3 separate regions of the Homo sapiens genome follow, and regions 1 and 2 are each linked to region 3. The links are chromatin contacts, found by Hi-C or POLR2A ChIA-PET in ENCODE. All regions are on one chromosome and are shown on one strand. The core of a region is the stretch at or near the end of the contact, and the rest is flanking DNA. Distances in the headings are between cores, read along the strand shown. Region 1 holds the start of MID1IP1-AS1 (MID1IP1 antisense RNA 1). Region 2 has its middle 25 kb from the start of CYBB. Region 3 holds the start of TASL (TLR adaptor interacting with endolysosomal SLC15A4).

The links. Hi-C counts contacts between places; a loop is a spot of excess contacts on that map. ChIA-PET counts read pairs that join two places held with the same protein, here RNA polymerase II (POLR2A). Pooled maps may share reads with other maps.
Region 1: a map with no recorded cell type shows a loop between it and region 3 (8-fold over the local background). The contact joins the promoter of MID1IP1-AS1 here to the promoter of TASL in region 3. A Hi-C loop is called at or near these places in 1 of 37 single-sample maps with no recorded cell type and 2 of 50 pooled maps. POLR2A ChIA-PET finds 5 or more read pairs at or near these places in 2 of 52 experiments (GM10248 and activated T-cell).
Region 2: a loop to region 3 is called in a pooled map, with 5 times the contacts of the local background. The contact joins the enhancer-like site here to the promoter of TASL in region 3. A Hi-C loop is called at or near these places in 2 of 50 pooled maps.

The regions. Positions count from the first base shown.
Region 1 is chrX:38,802,578-38,805,277 of GRCh38, reverse strand. MID1IP1-AS1 (MID1IP1 antisense RNA 1) reads left to right here and starts at 1,395. Exons shown (of 2, transcript NR_046706.1): 1 at 1,395-1,545. MID1IP1 (MID1 interacting protein 1) reads right to left here. Exons shown (of 3, transcript NM_021242.6): 2 at 865-2,700; 3 at 1-595. The coding sequence starts at 331. RefSeq lists a silencer at 1,063-1,282 and enhancers at 1,085-1,926, 1,927-2,700.
Region 2 is chrX:37,753,907-37,756,606 of GRCh38, reverse strand. No RefSeq gene overlaps it. Among named protein-coding and RNA genes, the nearest start is that of CYBB, 25 kb to the left of the region's middle. Within about 2 kb of position 1,391, at least 7 of the 41 ENCODE cell types and tissues checked have a DNase peak (open chromatin) inside an H3K27ac peak, as active enhancers do.
Region 3 is chrX:30,576,356-30,579,055 of GRCh38, reverse strand. TASL (TLR adaptor interacting with endolysosomal SLC15A4) reads left to right here and starts at 1,290. Exons shown (of 3, transcript NM_025159.3): 1 at 1,290-1,418; 2 at 2,190-2,304. RefSeq lists an enhancer at 1,059-1,268.

The DNA of each region.
Region 1 (2,700 bases), core at 146-2,645, 8.2 Mb before region 3:
GAGGCGGCTGGTGCAGGACCCCCCACTCGATGTCGTTGCGGATGGACTTGAGAAGCACGTAGTGGCTGTACATGTCCCGAGAGGGCGCGAAAAAGCTGCCATTGGCGCTTCCCGAGTCGGGGACTGGGGGCGTGCGCTCCTCCAGGCAGCCGCCACTGCCGCCTACCTCCACGCCAACATCGTTGTCTAACCCGGGGTCAGCCAGGGGCACGTCGCGCAGCAAGCTGGGCACCATCACCGTCTGGTCCATGTTGTTCACGGCGCCAATGAAGCGATTCATGGCGTTAAAGAGCGAGTGCTTCTGGTTGTAGGTGTCGCAGATTTGCATCATGGTGGCCGCGCGGACGTTGGAGCGCAGGGACGCAGGGGCACGGGGATGGTCGGCCGGGTCAAGGGGATGCCCGCCTTCACGCGCTCTCCAAGGCCCGCGCTGGGGGCCTGGCTATAGCCGGTGTGGCGGGATTCCCGGCACTCCTCCGCCCTCGCCAACTCTCGTCTCGCTGGCAGACCGGCCCTGCGGGATGGGCGGCTTCTCCTGGCTTTGGCGCCCGGAAACTCGCGATGGCTGAGGGTGCTCTGTGGGTCGAGCCCTGGCCTGTTTGATACACGGAGACGAAAGAACAGATTAGATTATTCACCCTGCTAGGGGGCCTGGCGCCCTTGCCCGCGCGCACCCCCTTCTCTGGCTACAGCTCGTCCGGGACGGCGCCTGGGTGGCTCCCCGCGGCTGGGCAGTCCCACCTCCTCGCCCACCTACGGCCGCGGGGAGAAGGGTGTCCCCCCACCACCACAACTTCTCCCTCCGAAAAGCCTGAGCTCAAGCAACCAAGCTGGCCGGGGCAGCGATGGGGCGTGGGCACCCACCTCCTCTTGCGCCTTGAGACTCTCCTGCTCGTTGGCAATTCAGTGTTCTCGCTGCAAGCGGCTGCTACGCAAGGGCGCTGCTGCGGTCAGTGGCTGGACTGTGACTGCGGACGGCGGTGACTGCGTTGGCCCCCTACCCATCCCAGGTGCTCAATTTATAGTCCAGGAAAGGTGTCGCCGGCGCTCAGGGCCACCCCTGGTGTCTCCTCCTCCCGCCTCCCCCGGCAGCACCGAGATAAAAGGCCCAGGCCGGGATGACCGCGAGTAACACTCGCCCGGCCCTTTCTACAGCGGGGGCGGGGCGCGCCGGGCCAGCTCCGCCTCTCGCCTGATACCCGGGCTGAGGGAGGGCGCCGGGGCAGGCCAGGGCAGGGCAGGGCAGAGCAGAGGAGGAGGGATTGGAGCAGCTGGACCCCGCCAGCACCAAGCCCTGGGCAGGCCAGATGAGGAGGGCCGGGCACAGCGAGGGTCAAAAAGGCGTCGGCGTCCGGACCGACTGGAGGGTGGGGCTGGCATGTGGGGGCTGGGCGGGCCTTGCGCGCGCTCCCCGCGTGGGATGACCAGAATGCACGTGCCTTGGTTGCAGAGTGAGCCCCTCAGCCCCGAATCTGGAGTGGCCGCGGCCGGGAAACAGGAACCCGGGTTTATTATTAGCCGTCGGGGAAGAGGGGCCGGCAGCAGGTACAACTCCATCCTGGGACTCTTACGTAATAAAGGGTGACCGGGCATGCTGGGTGCACGTGGACGCGCGGTGCTCCCGCAGTGGCCCTGGCCTTGGTCAGCTATGGGGGGAGGGGAGCGTCAGAGGCTTTTGCCTCCCTCCTGGCGGGGTGGGATCTTTCCCAATCTTTCCTTTAACAGTGGTTGCCGGGGATGAAGAGGGGCACACTATCAGATCTGCTGATTCTTTGAAGAGATCTGCAAGTGGCAATGGGGAGAAGTCCATTTTTGTCCAAGTCGGCTACACAGTGATGCTGGAGAGCCTGGGCCATGTGGCCTTTTGGCTGCCAAGAGGCCAGGAGAGGGTGACAGTAGTTAGGTCTAGTCTTGGGTGTCTTTCACCATTTAACAGAGAAATGGGGAGGTGTCTAATTATTTTTGAGGGTGCTTGTGTGAAGTGTTCCTTTCAAAAGATAGTTCTTAAAGCACTGGGTCATTTAATAGGGCCTAAGCTATGTACCGAATCGCTGGATTTAACTTTTAAGAGCCTTGCACCTTGAATTTCACTTTGAGACTTCCAAACCACAGCCTATTTAATTTTTCCCATCTCATGTCCCTTGCCATATTCCTCATCCACCAGTCCTCTCTGGCAGTCCTACAATTATGTTCAATAAGATTCAAGCTTCTCATTTTAAATCCCTTTTCTCGGCCTGAAACGGTGGCTCACGCCTGTAATCCCAGCACTTTGGGAGGCCGAGGCGGGCGGATCACAAAGTCAGGGGTTCCAGACTAGCCTGGCCAACATGGTGAAACCCGGTCTCTACTAAAAATACAAAAATTAGCCGGGCGTGGTGGCCAGCGCCTGTAATCCCAGCTACTCGGGAGGATGAAGCAGGAGAATTGCTTGAACCCAGGAGGCGGAGTTGCAGTGAGCCGAGATCGTGCCACTGCACTCCAGCCTGGGCGACAGAGCAAGACTCTGTCTCAAATAAAAAAAAAAAAGATCCCTTTTCTCTAAAACTTAACAGAGGTCTCTGTCCCTAGTACAGTTTTTTCCCACGGGACAAAAAATGCCTAAGGAAGGGAGAACATAATAAAGGGGTTTCTTTCTCTCCCTCTTTCTTTCACATTAAGACCTACACTTAAATATTTTCCATAGAAAACCATCTTCCTAAT
Region 2 (2,700 bases), core at 142-2,641, 7.2 Mb before region 3:
GAGGACACAGCAATAAGGCAGTCAATAGCAAGCCCAGAAGAGGGCACTCACAGAACCTGCCCATGCTGGCACCCTAATCTTGATGTCTAGCTCCCAGAGCTGTGAGAAATAAATTTCTGTTTTGAAGCAATCTAGTCCATGGTATTTTGTTATGGCAGTCAGACCTGACTACAACAGTCATCTTTGCCTAGCACATTGTATGAATTTCATTCATCCCATTTATTTTCTTGTCTTTTACAGCATAATTGAATATTCTGAAAGAATATAGCAAATACACATTACACCACCACATGGAGAGATATTAGTGATGTGAATTAGATGAGAATACAGAGAATGGCAAGAAAGAGAAATGGAAAGACTCAAAAGTAATATTTCCATGAATTGTTGACTGAATAATAAGCTAAAATGGGGCTGAGAGGCAGGAAGGGGCCAAGGCTGGCCTCAGGTTTCTGGCTTGGGAATCTGAGTTAATGATAATGTCATCCCCTGGAAAAAATGCACAGCAAGAATAACCATTATGTGGAGAAAGAGAATGAATACAGCTTTTCACAGGATTGAGTTTAGATGAGTTGGGCAGGGACCATCTCTAAGTGGGACATATTGGCTGGTTAGTTGGATGCATAAAGGTGGAGTCCAATAACGACATCTGGCCATCTGGCCTGGAGACATAGGTATGGGTGTCATGGATAAGGATAAGGTAAACAAAGTCACAAGAGAGTGCAGCAGTTAGAAAGGAGGATGCCCCAAAGAAGAACGCTGCTTGGAGATCTTGGTTTGAAGGACAGCAGAAGAAGAGGGGTCTGAAATAGAGAAGAGAAAAGGCAGGCAGGGAAGAGAATGCAAATCTGCAACTATGGGGCTTGGCAACTACTGGAGTCTCAGGTACTACACATTTGATGCCAAGAGTGTAAATAAAAATGGGCTGATAAGTGACCCTTGGTTTAACAATAAGAAGTTGACAGTGACCCCAGTAAGGGGCCTACTGGAAAACAATGAGGGAAGCCAGATGTTGTGGGTTGAGGTGAGGTAGTGAGACACCTCAAAATGTCTGAGGCTGTGATAAGAATGAGAGGACTTGGCTACAATTGGGAAAACATGTGAACACCAGGAGGACCTAGTTTTATTATTTTAAAAAATATAGGAGCTTGTAAATATTGAGAAAGAGTCGCAACAAAGGGACAGGCTAACCATGGAAGATTTTGGATGGGGTGAGATTTCTGAGCCCAAGGCAGGAAGGAAATGGAATTTGCTTTAGACAGGAGGGGCCTCCTCTCTGTAAAAAGAGGGAAGGAGCAGAGTGCAGATGCAGGAGGATTTGTAGGGCTGGGGACAGCAGGGTGAGGGACTTCCTCTTTGTGGTTTCCATTTCCTTTGTGAAAGAGAGGGCAAGGTTATCTGTTGAAAGTGAGGTAGTGAGTAGACATTTCAGGAAACAGAAGACAGTTTTCAATGTTGTATCTTTTGTTCAGAAAGGAGACTTGACTGTAGAAATGCAAAATGATTTCCAGGCCCAGATAAGGGCCCAGTTGAGCCTGGAGCTCATAAATCAGTAATGGTAGGAGTCTGTGGGTAGCTTTTCTAGCTTTTCTTACCCACCCACGAGCAAGTATAGAGGACAATTGAGTTGATCAGGGTTGGTTTTTGCCTGCAGGTGGTACAGAAGGGCACTGCATGAGAGAATTCAGGATTTGTGCAAGAAAATGGCAGAAGTGAACTGAGTCTAAGATGAGTAGAATGCCAAGAAGTGAACACAAGATGGGAGCAAAGTCAAAGAGTCAAAAAGAACTCAAAGTTTGATGAGGTTGAAGGACAGTCATCTTGGGTGTGAGTGAATTAGGAAGCCAGGGAACAGGAGGTGGTAGTCAGAGGATGGGTGTATGAGATGCAGATTTCAGAAGCAGTGCACTTCTGAGAGATGACAGGGTTCAGAGTGTGGCTATGGGAGTCCATGGAGGTGAAGATCTCTGAATGAGGAAGTCAAGGATGACTGAGGCAGGGTATTGGATCCACTGAAGTCACCCAGAAAGATGGCAAATGTTAGCGAGGAGAGGCAGGCTGCAATGCAGTGCCCGAGTTCTTAATAAAGCAACTCATGTGAGGACACAGCAGTACATGGACCACCCCCATTACAAAGGAGGGGCAGAGGGAATTAGAGCCGAGAGGCCCACACCTCAGTGGGGCACAGGGATCTGCATGCAGTGGAAGGATTGAAAGTATAGAAATGTCAATGAGGAGCTAGGAAAAAAACAACTCTCATAGCCTAGTCCACTCTCATAGCATGGCATGTAGAGTAGTTGGAGAGCCAACTGCTGTAGCTTAGCTGTCTGTAGGCCATGGGGTCTTCTGGAGGAAAGAAGGCCATGAAGTTGTGGAGATGTTCAGAGAATAGTTGAGGGTGTAGGGGAGGCTATTAACCATGGGAGGAGAAGTACAGATGTCCGGTGGGAAGGTTTTGTAGGGGATGGGGATGACCAGGTTGTTGCCCAGATGAATTAAGAGAATGTAGAAGAGATGGGAGAATTGGAAGAGCTGTCCTTGCTTGATCCTGTTCCCTCAAATATATTTCAAGAGTTTCTTGGTTCGAGACAAGAGTCCCTCAAATACATTTAAAGAGTTTCTTGGTTCCTTTTATTTAGATGAACCACACTCAACCTTTGCCAAACTTCCCAGGTGGCTCAGTAGCCAAATACCTCCCCACCC
Region 3 (2,700 bases), core at 41-2,540:
ACCTCCACCTCTCGGGTTCAAGGGATTCTCATGCCTCAGCCTCCGAGTAGCTGGGATTACAGGTGCCCACCACCACGCGTGGCTAAGTTTTGTATTTTTAGTAGAGACAAGGTTTCACCATGTTGGCCAGGCTGGTCTCAAACTTCTGACCTCAAGTGATCCACCTGCCTCGGCCTCCCAAAGTGCTAGGATTACAGGCGTGAGCCACCGCACACAACCTACATAGGATTTTAAGTATGCATACGTTCTCATTTACTTGGCCAATATCTTATTTATGGATATAATTTTTTCTAGTCATTTATTTTCTCAAGCAATGCTGCAACAAATATCTTTTCACATAAGTCTTTGTGTACAAGTGTAAACATATAGCTTGGACAAATTTATAAAAAATACAATTGTTGGGTCAAAGGGTATGAATATTTGTATTTGAGAGATACTGGGAAATTGCCCTCTAAATATGTTTACAATCTCATCAGTAGTGTTTGAGAGTGCTTGTTTCTTCACAACTTTGCCCACACCATGTATTATTGTTTTGACCTTCGGTATTTGGAGAGGGAAAACTTTTTTCTTTTTTTTTTCTTTTGAGACGGAGTCTCGCCCTGTCGCCCAGGCTGGAGTGCAGTGGCGCGATCTCGGCTCACTGCAAGCTCCACTTCCCGGGTTCACGCCATTCTCCTGCCTCAGCCTCCCGAGTAGCTGGGACCACAGGCGCCCGCCACCGCGCCCGGCTAATTTTTTGTATTTTTAGGAGAGACGAGGTTTCGCCGTGTTTGCCAGGATGGTCTCGATTTCCTGACCTCCTGATCCACCTGCCTCGGCCTCCCAAAGTGCTGGGATTACAGGCGTGAGCCACTGCGCCCGGCCGAGAAAATTTTTTTCATTTACATTTTTAAAAATTATAAGTACCATTGAGAAATAATACTTCTTAAAAATTATAGATTAGTAACGAAACAGAATTTCCTAAAGTCATATGTGACTTTGGCTTTCTTTTGGGTGAAGGATCCCAGATAATGTACTTTTCTAGAAAGGAAATTTAATTCTGTTGCTAGGGTTCTTACAAAATGTGTAACCATAAACTATTTTAATAAGAGACAGTTTCGTAGATAGGTTTCATTTTTCGAAAAAGGGGAAGAAACACCATTCTGTGGCTTGATGTGGCTTTGTCAGTTACTGCCTCCCCACCTCCCGGGACTTCCCACTGCCTCTTTAGCACAAATCGGACTTGAACAAAAACAACTCTTTTTCCATGGGACCAATTATAAAAAGAATGGCTTTGCACTGAGCAGCTCAGTCTACTGGTCTCATCAGTGAAAGGCTTGTGAAAATTTCTGGAAAGAGCATTGGCTGGCTTGTTCATCTCTCTGTTTGGTCAGTTGCTGTGTTTCTGCCGGATCAGATGAGCAGATTGGTTAGTGAAGGTAAGAAAAAGAAAGCAAAGGACCCTAGAACTCCGCTATTATTTTTTGTCATCTGTCTTCTCACGCTTTCTTAGCCCTTTATCACGAGAGCGCTGATCCATTCTTATGACATCTAAAATGCTTTTCTAGCTTACCATATCAGAGACAAGTGGGAGTTTAAACAAGCATTCAGTGGAGTTGAAAAATAAAGAGAAATTAAGCCCAATACTTCCTTTCCTTACCTCCTCGTGTCCACATTCTAAGCATTTCTAAAACACTTATATTTTTACCTACAATTTTTGACTGATCTGAGCAAATATTTATTGTGTTATTTTTGCAGTCCTCTTTCACTAATTGCCACACTGGTTTAGCTTCTGCATTTTTAAAAGAAGGCCTAAAAACCTAAGCAGGGTTTTGCAGGGACAACACAGCTCTTGAATTCAGTTACGGTGATGCAGTTTTAGAGACGAAAACAATCACAGTCCTTTCCAATTGGATTTGACTCTCAATTATTCAGTTCAGCAAGCTTGTGATAGTGTTTTTCTGTGTGGCAGGATGTATTCAAAATGAATGCGATCTATAGTGAGGATGCTTTTCGACTTTCATCTGGGTGATTTGGGGAAAGCTTCCCTTTTGGTATTAAAGATAGCGCATGTACGAGTGGAGTTTTGTTTGAATTATCTTTAGACTCGCTCAAACATTCTTTGTCTTGCGCATATGAATCTGTGCTTAAATATAGACCTGGTTTGGACAGAATATTTATATTGATATTTTATAACATTTCTTGCATAGGTCAGTGTGAGAAGAAGATTGTTTCTGAGCTTGAGAAGCTTCTGGAGGATTGAAGAGTATTTGAAGTCTGTGTCAAACATCCATATCATAAGTGGAATTTTGGAGATATTCAAAGGTAGTACACTAATTCTATTATCTCAGAGCAAAATGATGTTTGAAGTATTTATATCAAGTCACTGAGACATTTCTCATCTCATATGTAGTGATTATTTTAGATATATAAGATATTGTCCCTCTAGGCTCTTAATAAACATTATACAATGTAAATATGCCTTCATTAACTAAATATGGTTTTTTCCCCCTCCCAATTTTTATTTAGAAATGTTTCAAATCTATATAAAAATTGAAAGAATAGTACAACGAACACCCATATTTTCATCATGTGTATTAATCAGTGGTATCTTTTTGCCACATTTACTTTCTCTCTCGCTTTGTCTTTCTCTGTCTCTGCCTGTCCTTTTCTCTCTCTCTATATGTGTATATATATATTCACACACACGCATGCACATAT